Linked DNA regions of Mus musculus: region 1 is linked to region 2. Evidence: chromatin loops called from intact Hi-C (ENCODE). Cell type or tissue: left cerebral cortex. All regions are shown on one strand.

What was found. Hi-C counts contacts between places; a loop is a spot of excess contacts. Peaks named below come from ENCODE experiments on the same cell type or tissue, not always from the same donor. Only the 100,000 strongest peaks of a DNase experiment are listed, where the experiment ranks them.
Region 1: it touches region 2 in a loop (1.9-fold over the local background); 2 of 42 quality-filtered maps call a loop at or near these places.

The regions. Positions count from the first base shown.
Region 1 is chr8:115,329,238-115,333,237 of GRCm38, reverse strand. The region is part of intron 8 of Wwox (WW domain-containing oxidoreductase); the gene reads right to left. Among named protein-coding and RNA genes, the nearest start is that of Gm39256, 310 kb to the left of the region's middle. In left cerebral cortex, no CTCF peak of the experiment used is centred here; a DNase peak (open chromatin) is centred at 2,294.
Region 2 is chr8:115,093,999-115,097,998 of GRCm38, reverse strand. All of the region lies in intron 8 of Wwox (WW domain-containing oxidoreductase), which reads right to left. Among named protein-coding and RNA genes, the nearest start is that of Gm39257, 130 kb to the right of the region's middle. In left cerebral cortex, a CTCF peak has its summit at 2,269 (motif pointing left); a DNase peak (open chromatin) is centred at 2,225.

The sequences.
Region 1 (4,000 bases), 240 kb before region 2:
AAACCCATTTGCTGTAGTGCCAGAGTAGCTACAGCCGTGTTCTAATAAAACTCCCAACACAAGCCTAGCCAGGCAACATGATTTGGCCCATGGACTGCAGTTCACAGACCATTGCTCTATAAAACTCAACAAATTAATTATCAGAGTGTATCTTCTAAACGACTTCCCTTCCTTGACAAAACAGACTTGATGTTTTATTGAATCTTTATTCCAGTTTCATCCAAGTTGAAAATATCATAATATTTTGTTGTTGTTATTGCTGCTGCTGCTGTTGCTGCAATGGGATCTGAACCTAGAGCTTTGCGTATATATATTAGGCAAGAATGCTACCTCTAAGTTACACTCCTAGCACTAAGAATTCCTTTTCAAAGCCATCTCATGCATCCCCGATGCCCACAAACTTACTATGACCTTGAGCTTCTGATCCTTCTACCCCACTTTCCAAGTGCCTGTGCCACCATGTGTGGTTTATGCCGTGCTGGGGACTAAACCCAGGCCTTTGGCAAGTCCTTTGCTTACTTAGCTGGATCTCTGAGCCCACACAGTGAAGCTTCCTAAGGCTGTCTGCAGAAGGAAGTTCCCGGTGTGCTGAGCATCCAGAGACATCAATAAGTCCTGTGTGAAGTCTTTAAACTTCACATCCAAACGTCAGGCAGAAATCTATGCTTAATGACTCTATGACAGTTATTCTTAGTTTTTTTTTTTTAATCCAAAAACAATTTGCTATGAAGACATTTCCATGGAAGATAAAACAGGGACTCGTTTGATGCTCCCAGGTAGATGGACATCTTCATCTCCCTTGAATCAGATACCTTTCTCATCGTTGAGACAGAGCTTGGACAGAAGCAGCTTAAGATATATCTGGGCTCACTGTTTTGGAGGGTATGGTCCATCGTGATGTGCAAGGCAAGACAGCTGCAGTGGCTCTGCCTGTGGGCGTAGGTGGCTACTGTATTTCACGTCCATCATGGCTAAAGAGCTTAAACTGGAGCCACGGCTGGACTATACCTTCACAGGCTCACCCACAGTGACCCACCTCAGGCAGCCATCTAGGCTCTATATTCTGCAGCTTCTGTAACTTTCTCAAACAGTTTAGTACCAAGTGTTTAAACACAGGGACTCAAACATTTGATACCCTCTGTCCCTGAATGTATAAGGAGTTAAATCACCAAAAGGAAACAAAACAAAACAAAACAACAACAACAACAACAAAACAGACACCTTGCTTAGCTCAATTTCAAGATGGAGAACAACTGCCCTAACCTTTGTGGGAAGGAGGCAACGATTTTATGCTCCGAAGACTTCAATGCAAACAAGCAAATCAGGGAGATAGGATGGAAGACTCACTCTCTCCTGCTCTTTGTGTCCACTGGTCGACAGCTCTCAGAAAAAGAGAATCCCGGGCCCCTTTGATTGGAAGAGGAACTGCTCCGAATAAATATTCTTTGAGAAATATGCTATGCAGTCTGTTCACCCAGGTCTTCTCGAAGCCAACATACCACGCTGGCTAGAAATTTCCCCCAAGGAGCTGGGGAAAAGCACTTGCAACCCAGGTTCAAATCCCAAAATAAATCAAGGAAAAGCCAGCCTCAATAATGTGAGCATCTGTAACTTCAACCCTCTTAAGACTGGGTGGGTATCTGAGACAGAAGCATTCCCAGGAGCTCTCATGCTCGCTACATGGTGGGAAAACAGCATCAGGAGCCCACGTCACAGCAAGGTAGAAAATGACGACTCACAACAGAGCTTATCCTCTGACCTCCACACCCACTCTGGGGCACGTGTGTACCTGCCCTTATACACATAGCTGTGTGCACATGTGCACACACACACACGCGCGCGCACACACACACAAAGACAGAGCCTTGAGCCCAGCTGCCACCAATGTCTCTCTGTTTATGCAGTTTTCTTCTCCATATAGTAACTTTTTTTTCACTGTCACCAGCAAGTATCTGTTAACTTTTCCACACAGACTTTGAAGATGTTCCACTATGTGTCACAATATGGATCTGAATGCAACAAAGACTATAATTATTGAGCATTTGTGAGAAGCAATATTTTCCCTCCGGTGCGTGTTAGCTCAGCTCTTCATGAGCAGCGTGGGCACTGATGCTAAGGATGCTGCCTGCACCCCTCAGTGCCTTCTCCATGATAGAAATGGAGAAGCGAGAGAGGTGAGCGCTCTGAGCCACTGATAGAGGACAACCCACAATGCTCTCCATCCGCGACCCATGGAGATCGATGAGAGTTTGGCAGGGGATTTGGAAATAAAAGTGGTGATCTGCTGGCATGGGTTAAACATTCTGCCTCCGTGCAAAGAGATTTGAAAGGCTCAACCCAGCACACGAGACTGTGCATCCTAGAGATCCCGCTCGGCAACAGATGGCTTGCAAGGGCTGAATTGCTGTATAAACATTTAACTGAAAGTTTGATCTCCTAAGTGTGGAAAATTAAGCAAAACAAAAGGAAAATGATTCTCAGAGGCGCTTCAATTAGCAATTTGTAATTTCTCTGACAATGCACGCTGTGCCCCGTAACCATGCAAATACCCTCCAGGAAAGGGATTTTAGGAAATCTTGAAAAGAAATCCAGAAACTAAAAGAAGTCATGTGATTGCCAAAAAAAAAAAAAAAAAAAAAGAGGGCATATCGCTTAGCAGCAGCAGTCATAACTTCTGAGCTGTGTATGAAACCACAGAGGAGGACTCACCCAGCACCTGCCTCCCAGACCTTTCCTCTCCTGCATGGAGGACAGGAGGGGACTCTTCGCCCAGCTCTGCTTTACGTACCTTCATCCATTCTCCTGTCTCCAGCTCGCTCTCTCTCCCTCTCCCTCTCCCTATTCCTCCTCCTCCCCTTCCTCCCTTTCCCCCTTCTCTGTGTGCATCTGTGGTACATGCTAGGAAGAGGATACAGGAAAGAAGGACTGCACTTTACCACTGTCAATCATGGGTCATCCGTGGAGGAGAATGGAGAGCCACACAAGAAGTGAGAGGACTGTTGCCTGAAGACCATCACTGCACCCAGAGATAAAGTGTAATGTAAACTTCATTATGTCTGAAGCCTACATCCCACACAGAGAGAGCGATCACCCTGAGGCAGACTCATTTGTAGAGCTTGTTGTTGTTTCGGTTTGTATGTTTTGTAATATAAAAGAAAGGAAAAGTCTTTGGGGACTAGAGAAGAATTTAGTGCCTACAAGTATTCAATAAATGCTTGTGGGATCAATGTTTGGAGCACTGCTCTAGCCCCACTTCTGATGCTGTGAGAAAACACCCTGCATAAGAGCAATTTAGGAAAGGGAAATGGTTCATTCAGTTTACAGTTCCAGGCCACAGACCATTACTTAGTGAACGTCACTGAGGCAGGAGCTTGTGACAGCTGGTCTCACTCAGCACATTCACAGTCAAGAGCAAAGGTGACTGCACCCATGCTGTCAACTGGCTTGCTAATTATATGCTCAGCTAGCTTTCCTCCTAAGCAGTTCAGGACCACCTGCCTAGGGAATGGTGCCGCTCACAGTGGGCTGATTCTTCCTCCATCAGTGAACAATCAAGACAACCCCTGACACATAAGCCCAGAGGCCAGCCTGCTCTAGATAATCTCTCATTGAGGCCCTCTTCCCAGGTGAATCTAGGTCCTGTCAAGTTGTCAGGAAAAGCTGACCAGCAGAGATGCTAGAATGTGATTGATGGCAATTACATCTTTGGATCACTGGAGGAAGTTTGATTAGCTTTCGTGGAAATGCCATGATATTCGGAAAGAGAAGATTTGGTTACCCTTGGAGATATAGAGAGTTTTTAGACCGGCTGCTACATGAAACCATGTCTAAAACTCCTTCCCAGGACCCAAGCAAAAACAAAACAAATGAATGAAGCTATATGGTGAACACTGTTACTAATCACCATAAGGAGGAGGGAGCAAGTCCCTCCTATTTAAGGAATTGTCCCAGAGTCACCTGAGTAAGTGGGGTTTGAACCCAGGCAGTGGAGTTCAGAGTA
Region 2 (4,000 bases):
GCAAGCAGAAGGAAAAATATGCAGTACCTAGAAACTGAAAATTCAAGTGTTTGCTTTTTATGGGACACTTGAGGCTCTTAAAAAAGAGAAGTGCTGGAAAACTTAAATACAAAAAAATCACTGTATGATAGCATAAAAGCCCAACAGAACTGAATAGTTTATGAAAATAATTTGAATATTTACACTTCAATTTATGGTCTGAAAATCATCCTTGGACCTTGTTCTTATTTTTAAATGGATTTTTCGAGAGAGTGTTAAATACGTTTTGATTATTTTGACACGGTGCCTACTCCGATATTCTGTGCAATGATTTGAAAGCCAAAAGGAAATTCCTTAAAAATCTAATGTCACTCTATGAGAATGTACGGTTCATATATACAACCAGGCGTGCATTTATAAGCATATGGGGTTTATAACAAGCATCTTGACTTAAAGGAGGACTTTGCACTGTTGTTATTATTGTTAGGGAAAATAATAGTAAATTTAACTCAAGCGAAGCAGTGGGCTGAAATACACCGTAATTCTCTTGACAGGAAAACTCGGGTTCAAATTCATATCTTTTCATTTTCTAAGTCTGAGTTTTGCATGATGGCTTAAAGTGTGTTTTATCCCCGACATTATGGCAACACAGAAGCGTTGCCCATAAAACTGGCGATGAAACGGACCCGGGTTTACCAAGCGCTTCTATTTTGCCTGTTCCGTCATTTATTTCTCCCAGGAAGTCAAAACCTCTTCCTCTCAGGCTTTCTTTCAAGCCACCCATCTAGGAAGTGTATTAATAACTGTTGCAACAGTCCTCTTTCTAAAGCATCCAATATCTAAAAAGATCAGTCTTCAGGTCAAGAAAAAGAATAGGGAGAGCAAAGCCCCAAACACTTTGCTTTTACATTCGAGGGGTTAATGAAACTCAAATATGAAAAATGCATAAATACACAGGGACAAAGAAAGGGCTTTTGGAGGCCGGGAGAACATAGTATCCAGATCTGGGACTGCAGTTTCTTCTGTTTGTTTTTCTTTATGAATTTTAGCAAGATCGAAATGCACACAAGACCTTTGGTTTAATTTGAAACGCACATCCTAGCAACTTAATCTTAGCACTGGGGGGCAGCTGAGGATGTGTGAGGGACAGGAGCAGAAGATTCCATTCATTACAACATCAGAGCAAGAAAGAAAAACAAGTAGTGAGAGAAACCCCCACTTAATCTGCCTACTAAAGAAAGATGCCTATTCGAAGAGACACCGTCCTGGTACCACAGGAGAGGCAGTGAGACAAGACAGGGACAAAAGATACAAGCCTGGCACCAAGGAAGTGTGGCAAAGAGTGCTCATTTGGGTCTGATAAGCGTGCTTTAATGACCACCCTTCCCTCTGACTTGGATTTAAAGGAAAACACGGTGAATAGGAGATCAACCAATGTGGTCCATGGTGCTGGGATTTACTAGACCCCAGGGATCCAAATCTATCTACTTTTTCTATTTGATACACAGGTATTGAACACCTACAGGCCAGGCTGAGGCCTCTCTGTGCTTGGGCAGTGTGGAGATAAGACTGAATCTCTCACCCAGAGAATCGACAAAGAGCCCTGGAGACAGACACATGCTGTAACAACTGAATAATATTTACTGACAGTCTGTTATGTGGCCAATACAACTGCTGGGCCCTGGCATGTTCTATCACGGATAATGCTGGGAGTTACCCGTGTGTCCTTGGGGTAATTACTCCTTATTCACATGCAATAGAAGAAAAATACTATGGTAAATTAATGACTTGGCCAAGGCCACACAGACACATGGGACCCAGAGCTGCTCTCCTGGAGGCTGGTGTCAGAGCTCAAACCCTAGTCATTGATCTCTACATCATCATAACTATCTCTAGAGCACTGAAAATCCTGCTCAAAGTTAAACAACACCAGACTCCTTCGCTGAAACAAGGCTCATTTCATGGAGGAGGGAAAGACGGGCTTTGGTGTGGATCAATGTGACATCTTCATGCTCCCTCAACTAGCTGGAGACAATGTAAGAATTGGCACTCCGGTGGACAGAGCCTGTCTCTTTCCAGCAACCCGGGGCTGCCTCTGTCAAGTCTTGCAATAGCCAAAACTAGTTGCGCAACAACCTGTGACAGGCACCTGCCATGCAGACACATAGTGCTGGGTATCTTAGCCTTAGCCCCTGTGGAGAAAAGGTACCTGCCCTTCAGGCCCCCCTTTTACCTTCTGAACAGTTGAGGGGTTGTTTTCCCAATCCTGGTTGCTGCCACCTAGTGGCAACAGGGATAAGCCTTGATGGTGGGGCCTAAAATGGCCTTGGTGGACAGGGCACATCTTACAGAGGTTGAACGCTGTTCTTACTTTTATACAACGAACACTGAGAGCCCAGGGGATGTCATGGCCACCAGAGATGCTTTGTATATATATTAAGACCTGTGTCCACATGACAGCTGCAAAATCCTGTGATACAGCGGTCTTAAAAGAGATGCTCTGACCTGACAAGCTGCACCAGTGGGAAGCCTAAGAGTGAGGACCTCAGGTTGGATCTTAAACTGGGGGTGAAAGCTGGATGCGGTGGGGCGCGTCTCTAATCCTGGCTCTGTTGCTGTGAGCTGGGTGACAGAGCTGGGAGGATCCCAATATGCCATGAAAAACAAGCCACTCTTTCCCAAAGTAAAGAGTGATGACTGATACCCAAGGTCATCTGATCTCTATGTGCAGGCTCTGGCATGCATGTGCTGTCCCGACACACACACACACACACACACACACACACACACACACACACAAACACACACACATGGGAGAAGGAGAGACAGAGGCAGAGATTTAAATGTATATATTTAAATATATATGTCCTATTAAAGGTGCACATAAACTGATGATAACATTTAGGAAACCCTAAGGAATGACCTGGTTTTAAGCTTTCTTGGTGATGGTGGTGGTGGTGGTGGTGGTGGTGGTGGTAGCAATTCATCCCTAAGGTCTTAGGGTGAGACAGGCCATTGCAGAAATACCAAAAAATTAGGTTTAGGGTAAGAACGTTTTATCATGTGGTATCACCTGTCCTGGAGGCTCAGGTTAACCCTGGATCAACTAGCCAATCATTCGTCAGCCAAGCAACCATGCCTCAGTGATGAGGATTCAGGTGACGAGGACGCTGGACCTTGGGTTTTGGTGACCTTTCACGAGTGGCCACACTCCAGAGTGCAGCCACATACCAATACAAGGAAGACAGTTTGTCCACGCTTCGTGGAAAGGGATGGTGGAAACTGACCATCTGCTACTCTTGGATTCCGCCTTCCGTGTCTCTTTCTCTTGGTCACTGTGATCTGTGCCCTTCTTGCCCTGCAGTAAACTAGGATCAATCATTTTGCAGTTTCCAGTTAACCTTATTAGTCTTTCTAGCAAATTATTAGGCATGAGGTTAGTTGGAGGGTCACCTCCCAATGTGCCTTTGGTGTCAGAAATGAGGACACTGTCAGGCTTGCATCCACTCACGAGGTTGGTCCCTCACTCCTAACAGGATCCTACCGCAAGTCGAGACCCATCCTCCACTAACTAAAACACATTCAATGGGAAGCCGTGTCTGGCGGTTATTTTCTAATATCTGCCTTGATGGATTAAGAAACACCTGGAGATGTGGCCCAGGACTTGTAGAATGCTCATCTAGCATGCAGGGGACCCTGGACTTGATCCTCAAGGTGACATCAGCTAGCTGTGGTGGCATGTACCTGTGATCCAAGCACTTGGGAAGTAGAAACAGGAGGATGAGGAGTTTGAGGCCAGCCTGGGAAAGGAAGGATGAGACAGAGGGAGGGAGAGAGAATAGAAGGGAAGGGAAGGGAAGGGAAGGGAAGGGAAGGGAAGGGAAGGGAAGGGAAGGGAAGGGAAGGGAAGGGAAGGGAAGGGAAGGGAATGGAAGGGAAGGAGAGAGAAAGAAAGGGATGGAGAAGGGTAGGGCGGAAGAAGAAGAAGGGAGGTACCCATGGAGTTAATGAGGCACATCTT